2 separate regions of the Homo sapiens genome follow, and region 1 is linked to region 2. A link is a contact called in ENCODE Hi-C or POLR2A ChIA-PET data. All regions are on one chromosome and are shown on one strand. Each heading gives the region's core, a stretch centred on a gene start or an enhancer-like site at or near the end of the contact. The rest is flanking DNA. Distances are from core to core; before and after follow the strand shown. Region 1 holds the start of MEPCE (methylphosphate capping enzyme). Region 2 holds the start of ZNF394 (zinc finger protein 394).

Evidence for each region. Hi-C counts contacts between places; a loop is a spot of excess contacts on that map. ChIA-PET counts read pairs that join two places held with the same protein, here RNA polymerase II (POLR2A). Pooled maps may share reads with other maps.
Region 1: a pooled map shows a loop between it and region 2 (10-fold over the local background). The contact joins the promoter of MEPCE here to the promoter of ZNF394 in region 2. A Hi-C loop is called at or near these places in 3 of 168 maps with a recorded cell type or tissue (CD4-positive, alpha-beta memory T cell, CD8-positive, alpha-beta T cell and naive thymus-derived CD4-positive, alpha-beta T cell), 3 of 37 single-sample maps with no recorded cell type and 14 of 50 pooled maps. POLR2A ChIA-PET finds 5 or more read pairs at or near these places in 4 of 52 experiments (CD4-positive, alpha-beta T cell, CD4-positive, alpha-beta memory T cell, WTC11 and 1 more).

What each region holds. Positions count from the first base shown.
Region 1 is chr7:100,428,362-100,431,665 of GRCh38, reverse strand. MEPCE (methylphosphate capping enzyme) reads right to left here and starts at 1,835. Exons shown (of 4, transcript NM_019606.6): 1 at 1-1,835. The coding sequence starts at 1,647. It overlaps ZCWPW1 (zinc finger CW-type and PWWP domain containing 1), which reads left to right and starts at 2,963. Exons shown (of 18, transcript NM_001386010.1): 1 at 2,963-3,098. RefSeq lists enhancers at 936-1,015, 1,886-2,025, 3,046-3,275 and a silencer at 1,146-1,615.
Region 2 is chr7:99,498,974-99,502,333 of GRCh38, reverse strand. ZNF394 (zinc finger protein 394) reads left to right here and starts at 2,053. Exons shown (of 3, transcript NM_032164.4): 1 at 2,053-2,696. The coding sequence starts at 2,241. RefSeq lists enhancers at 2,443-2,722, 2,945-3,360.

The DNA.
Region 1 (3,304 bases), core at 586-3,085, 930 kb before region 2:
GAAGACTGATGTGTCCGCTCCATCCAAGGGCACTTGGGGGGCAGCGATGGGACCCCGGCTGGCAGTCAGCGAGGCTGGGAAGCAGCTCCTCTTTCGAACGGTGGTGGTCCCTTCCTCACCCTCTGCCCCCGGGTCCCCTTCCAAAGTCTGGGGTGGGAGACGCAGCTCCTCGGAAAGGTAGTGTCGGATGTTTTGGCGGGCAGAATGGATGAGCCGGGAATCGATATCCAGGCCCACCATGCGGGACGGGCCCCACTTGCAGGCAATGCTCAGGGTCAGATGGCCCACATTGCAGCCCAGATCTAGGACGTCCCGGCCCCGAAACCACTCAGGCTTCAACACCCGAAGGCGCCCATCCTCACAGGAAGGATTGCGGTACCCATAGTATTTGCAATAATTCCCATACTGGAACTTGCGCTGTTGCTTTTTGAAGCCTGCTGCAGGCAGTGGGTGGTGGTGGTGGTGGCGGCCTCCCCAACTCCCTCGGCCCTTTTCCTTGGAACCCTGGCCTCCACCCCTAGCCCCTGCCTCCGACTTGCTGGAAGTCCTGCGACGTTTGCGATGTCGGGAGGAGGAAGATGGGGGTGCAGAGATAACTGAGGCAGCTGGAGGGGCTGATAGGGAGCCTGAGGGACCCTGCAGAGCAGATGGAAGGGGAGACACCACTTCATCCCTGCAGTTGATGGCTGTGTTGAGTTCATAGGGTTGGGGGGCATCCCGGTTCTGGCCCCTGTGCCGCGGCTGCTGTGAGGCGCCCTCCCCGTGGAGTAAGGGGGTGAGAGGGGCTGTGGGCGGCACGGGGTGACTCTCACTCCCTCCGGCTGCCTGCTGCTGCTGGTGGTGCTGTCCCCGGTGTCTATGCCGCTTCCGACCAGTCTTGAGTGGCGAAGCAAGAACTACATGGCCCTCATCAGTGCAAGTATTGAGACTGAGCGGGTCAGTAATATCTTTGGGGATGAGGATCTCCACCGGATCTCGCCCTTTGGCCGGAAGGGGGGATGACTTAGGGGTCTCCGCGTTGAGAGTGCGGCTCACTTCCTCATCCAGGAGGCTATTCAGGTTCAGGGGATCAAAGATATTGCCCCCCAGGAGGAAGTTGGAGGGTAACACAGAGTCACAGTCCGAATTCACCCGCCTGCGCCTCTTGAAGGCCGGATGTTTGAAGCCTCCCCCGCCTCCCCCTACATTACAGCTATTTCTCCTCTTGCCCCCGCCCCCCCCAGGTGGCCGGTGGGGCTGATAGCCATTGCGGGGTCGAGGAGGAGCAGGGGGACCCAGCTCTGTCCCGCCCCCTCCCCGGCGCTCCTCCCCCACGTCCGGGGGAGCGGCTCGCCCCGGGGGATCCGACAGGCGGGCCTCCCCATGCGACTGCGCCTGGGGGCCGCCCCCTCGGTGCTGCTGCGCCTGGGGACCACTGGAGGAGGTGGCCGCGGCCCCGGGGCTTTCCCGACCGACCGCAGCGGCTGGGGACCCCGCAGATGGCGCGCAACGACCCGGACCACGCTCCGTCCCGCCGCGGAGCTCCCCAGAGGCGGCCTCTTGGTGCGGTGGCACCGTGGGGCCGCCCCCTCCGCCCGACTCATCTTTGAGCGGCGGCGGCGGGGCCGGCACCAGAAACGGCTCCTTCTCCGCCGCCATCTCGATCATTTCCTCCCCTTATTCCGTGCCAGTCGGGGTAACGAGGGGGATCAGGGGGCCTAACCCCCCCTGCCTGGACCCTGCTCCCTTCCCCCCTTTCCCGAGTGCGCGCGCAGCTCTGCTCTTCACGCCTAGTCTCGCGCCCAAGCGCCTCCCCGCCAAGTGCGCCCTACTAGCCCGCGAGACCAAAACAAGAGGCCCGCGAGACCCGAACTACTCGAGGACTCAACCGCGCGTGCGCCGACCCCTTTCTCCTCCGCCACTACCACCCGGCCGCGAGCGCGCACGGTGAGCGCGCGTTCCCTTCGCCCGGGAACCACGCATGCGCACTCCGCCACCACCCTGGTTGCGCGCGCATCAGACTACGAACCAACTTAACGGCTCTGGGAGTTTAAATATAACCCCCCCACAGCCCCCGCAAAAGCCCACCACCCCAAACTGACACCCTACTTCCCTGCGCAGCTATGTCCGGCCCTACTGATCTCCTTTGTCTCTGCCGCGCGATCCCACCCACCGTAGGCGGGGGACGGGAGCTGGTGTGAAAAGGTCTCCTTGACACCCGACCCTTGTTCCTGAGGAATGAGTCTCAGCGGTCTCCGCCCGGCTCTAAATCCAACAACCTCCCCACCCCGCCTCCTTCCTCCCCCCTAGTGGGCAGCGCCTGCGCACACCCTTTTGGGCTTGCGCGGGTAGAGGCAGCACGTGCTGAAACTGGCGCCCCGCCCCCCGTCTTAGGGGTTGGGCCTGTGACGTCGCTTCCTTAAGTTTGGTAAACGCAGCGTGCGTCAGCGCGATCCGGAGGGGCGGGGCTTCCTGACGAAGGGCGGGGCTCATGAATTATTCATGAGCTGTTGGTAGCAAACCTCCCCCCCTCTGCCCACCTTCTTAGAAGCGCTTCCGAGGGAGCGGAGGGGAGACCCTACAAAGCCAAGGAAGGGCGGGAGTGGAACTGGGCTCAGTAAAACGCGATAGGTCATTATAACTCACCCCCCTTGAAAATATTCTCTGCTGAATTGGGGAAAAATAAAAAGCACTAAAACAGCCGATGTTGTCCAACTTCCTCTTCCCCCGAAACGGCTGAGTCGTTCTCTGGCTCCTCTACCTTCCCCCAATCGCAATCACCTGGAGACGCCACACCACGCCTTCCTCTCCGCCTCAACACCCACGACCCGAACCCCAACGCATCCGCCCACTCCCGACGCCCGCTCACTGGCCCGTCAGTTCGCGGGCCTCTCAACACCCACCGCGGCGCCACGCCGACTTATATACCAGCGAGTGTGGGCGGGGACGGGGGTTCGGTCCGCGCTGGGCCCCCCCAGCTTCTGCCAATGAGGAAGAAGCGAGTCTACGCCGTTTTCCCGGGGAGATGCGCCGCCCGGTCTCCCTGCCAGCGGAGTGCTGGGCCGAGGACAGGGCGGCAGGGGTGACAGTGGGGTCCAGGAGAGTCTCAAAATCCTAAGGTGAGGGCGTGAAGGAGACCAGCAGGAAGAGGAGGAATTAGAGAACGGAAAGAGGGAGGAAAAGGCAGTCTGAAACAGAAAAGTTAGTAGATGTGCTTCAGGAACAATCAGGCGCCGCGGCCGCCGCCTAAAAATATGTGACACCAAAGAGGATTCTGGGATTTGTAGTTTTCCCGGGACGTTCGGGTGGAAGATGGCGGATTTAC
Region 2 (3,360 bases), core at 804-3,303:
TAGTAGAGACGAAGTTTCTCCATGTTGGTCAGGCTGGTCTTGAACTCCCGACCTCAGGTGATCCCCTCGCCTCGGCCTCCCAAAGTGCTGGGATTACAGGCGTGAGCCACCGCACCTGGCTCCATAAGAGATATTTTTATGTCTAGTTATTAAACACACCTGGATTGATAAATAGTGTTCGGTTTGTTTGGGCGTGGGGTGGGGAGGGGGATTGCTTGAACCCAGGAGGCAGAGGTTGCAGTGAGCCGAGGTCAGGAAATCAAGACCATCCTGGCTAACATGGTGAAACCCCGTCTCTACTAAAAATACAAAAAATTAGCTGGGTGTGGTGGCACGCGCCTGTAATCCCAGCTACTTGGGAGGCTGAGATAGGAGAATCGCTTGAACCCGAGCGATACTCCCTCTCAAAAAAAAATTTTTTTATTTTTATATGGAGACACATCCTCTCTATGTTGCTCAGGCTGGCCTGGAACTCCTGGTCTCAAGCGATCGTCTCATTTTATGCAAGTTGCAAATCACCAGCAGCTTGACATCAACCAAGACACTTTGTTTTAGAGACAGAGTCTTGCTCTGTCACCCAGGCTGGAGTGCACTGGTGCGATCATATCTCACTGCAGTCTTTACCTCCTGGGCTCAAAGGATCCTCCCACCTCAGCCTCCCAAGTAAGTGGTGTATCCTGAGTTGGTTCCTTCCAGTGGGTTCATCCTCTCGCTGACTTCAAGAATGCAGCCTCCGACCTTCACTGTGTTACAGCTCTTAAAGATGGCACGGACCCAAAGAGTGAGTAGCAGCAAGATTTATTGTGAAGAGCGAAAGAACAAACCTTCCACAGCATGGCAGAGCACTCCAGCCGGTTGCCTCCGCTGACTGGGGTGGGAGCTTTTAGTCTCTTATTTGTCCCCTCCCATGTCCGTTTCTGTCGTATCAGAACGCCCTTTTTTCCATCCTCCCTGCGATTGGCTGCTTTTAGAATCCTGCTGATTGGTCCATTTTACAGAGCGCTGATTGGTGCATTTTACAAACCTCTTGCTAGCTACAGAGCGCTGATTGGTGCATTTTTACAAACCTCTTGTAAGACAGAAAAGTTGTCCAAGTCCCCACTGGACCCAGGAAGTCCAACTAGCTTCACCTCTCACTGGGACTACAGGTGTGCACCACCACACCCAGCTAATTTTTTATTTTTTGTAGACATTGGGGTCTCCAATTCTTGGCTTCAAGCGATCTTCCCCCCTCAGCCTCCCAAAATGCTGGGATTACAGGCATACGCCACTGAGCCAGGCCAGGACACATCTTTGAGCCTCAATTTCCTCATCTTTTTTGTTTGTTTGTTAGGATCAAAGTCGTTAACATCTGATGTACATGGAAGCACTTAGTTTTAAAAAAAAAACAAAACTTTTTCCAACTGGGCGCAGCGGCTCACGCCTGTAATCCAGCACTTTGGGAGGCCGGGGCAGGCGGATCACGAGGTCAGGAGTTCCAGACCAGCCTGACCAACATGGTGAAACCCCATCTCTACTAAAATACAGAAAGTAGCCGGGCATGGTGGCGCGCGCCTGTAGTCCAAGCTACTCAGGAGGCTAAGACAGCCTGGCGACAGAGCGAGAGTCCGCCTGAAAAAAGAAAAAAAAACAACTTTGTCCAACCTGGGCAATATAATGAAACCCCATCCCCACAGAAAAATTAATAAACCGGGCGTGGTCGCGCGCACCTGTAGTCCTAGATACTTGGGAGGCTGAAGCTGGAGAATTGCTTGAACCCGGGAGACAGAAGTTGCAGTGAGCCGAAATCGCGCCACTGCAGTCCAGCCTGGGCGACAGAGCCAGACCCTGTCTATTTAATCCTGAAGGTTCCCGCCCTTGCCGGAGCTCGGCCACCGGCTCGGACGCCCGTATTTCCTCGGGATGCGGGAAACCGTCAAGACCCTCTGCGTCGGGCGGGGCTAGGACGATAAACCAGCGAGATGCACCTCACCCCATCAGGCGCCTAGAGAGGCCCCGGAAATGCAGGGAAAGGTGCCGCAAGGCCTCGATGACGCGCTTCCGGCACGGGATGTTTTCGGTTGTTTGACCGAGAGAGTTGTAGGCGCAAAGCTGAGGAAAGGAGAGTGTGGAGAGGGGCCTGGTGTGGTGGGGCCCGGTGTTTGGGACCGGAGGGTGTTGACGGCTGATGAGTTCCTTGGGTTTGCTCTTTCTTCACCTGAAAAGAAGACTCCAGGAAGGGCAGCACATGCCGGAGAAAGATGAATTCCAGCTTGACCGCCCAGAGGCGCGGCAGTGACGCCGAGTTGGGACCCTGGGTGATGGCTGCGAGGTCCAAGGACGCGGCGCCGTCCCAACGCGACGGACTTTTGCCCGTGAAAGTGGAGGAAGACTCACCCGGAAGTTGGGAGCCCAACTATCCCGCGGCTTCGCCGGACCCCGAAACTTCTCGACTGCACTTTAGGCAGCTGCGTTACCAGGAGGTGGCTGGACCGGAAGAGGCGCTGAGCCGGCTCCGAGAACTCTGTCGTCGGTGGCTGAGACCCGAGCTGCTCTCCAAGGAGCAGATCCTGGAGCTGCTGGTGCTGGAGCAGTTCCTCACCATCCTGCCCGAGGAGCTTCAAGCCTGGGTGCGAGAGCACTGCCCAGAGAGCGGGGAGGAGGCGGTGGCCGTGGTGCGGGCTCTGCAGCGAGCGCTCGATGGAACCTCATCCCAGGTGAGAAGCGAAAGGCCTGTTCTGGAGGTGGGAGTGTGGAAAATAGGCGTTTAGGGGTGCTCTGCGTTTCGGAACTTACTTCCTTATTACATTTCGTGTGAACATTGGGGTGTGTATGGACTTCCTTTCTGTAGGCCACAGTGACAGATCCATCCAGGAAATGACTTGTTATAGACCTCAGCATAAAGCGAACACGGATTACTGGTTTTCTTTCTTTTTCTTTTCTTTTTTTTTTTTTTCTTGTTGTTCTTGCTGTTGTTTGAGATGGAGTTTCACTCTTGTTGCCCAGGCTGGAGTGCAATGGCGCGATCTCGGCTCGCTGCAACCTCTGACTCCCGGGTTCAAGCGATTCTCCTGCCTCAGTCTCCCGAGTAGCTGGGATTACAGGCGCCCGCCACCACGCCCGGCTAATTTTTGTATTTTTAGTAGAGACGGGGTTTCACTGTGTTGGCCAGGCTGGTCTCGAACTCCTGACCTCAGGTGATCCGCCCGCCTCGGCCTCCCAAAATGCTGGGATTACAGGCGTGAGCCACCGCGCCCGGCCTTGTTTACTTTTAATCTGTATCATATTTCCATTCCCATACATCACAGTGATATAAGTTAAAGAAATATTTTGCTCCTACCTACCTCCAAAATTAGTGTAAATAGTCCACAGAAAGGCTTT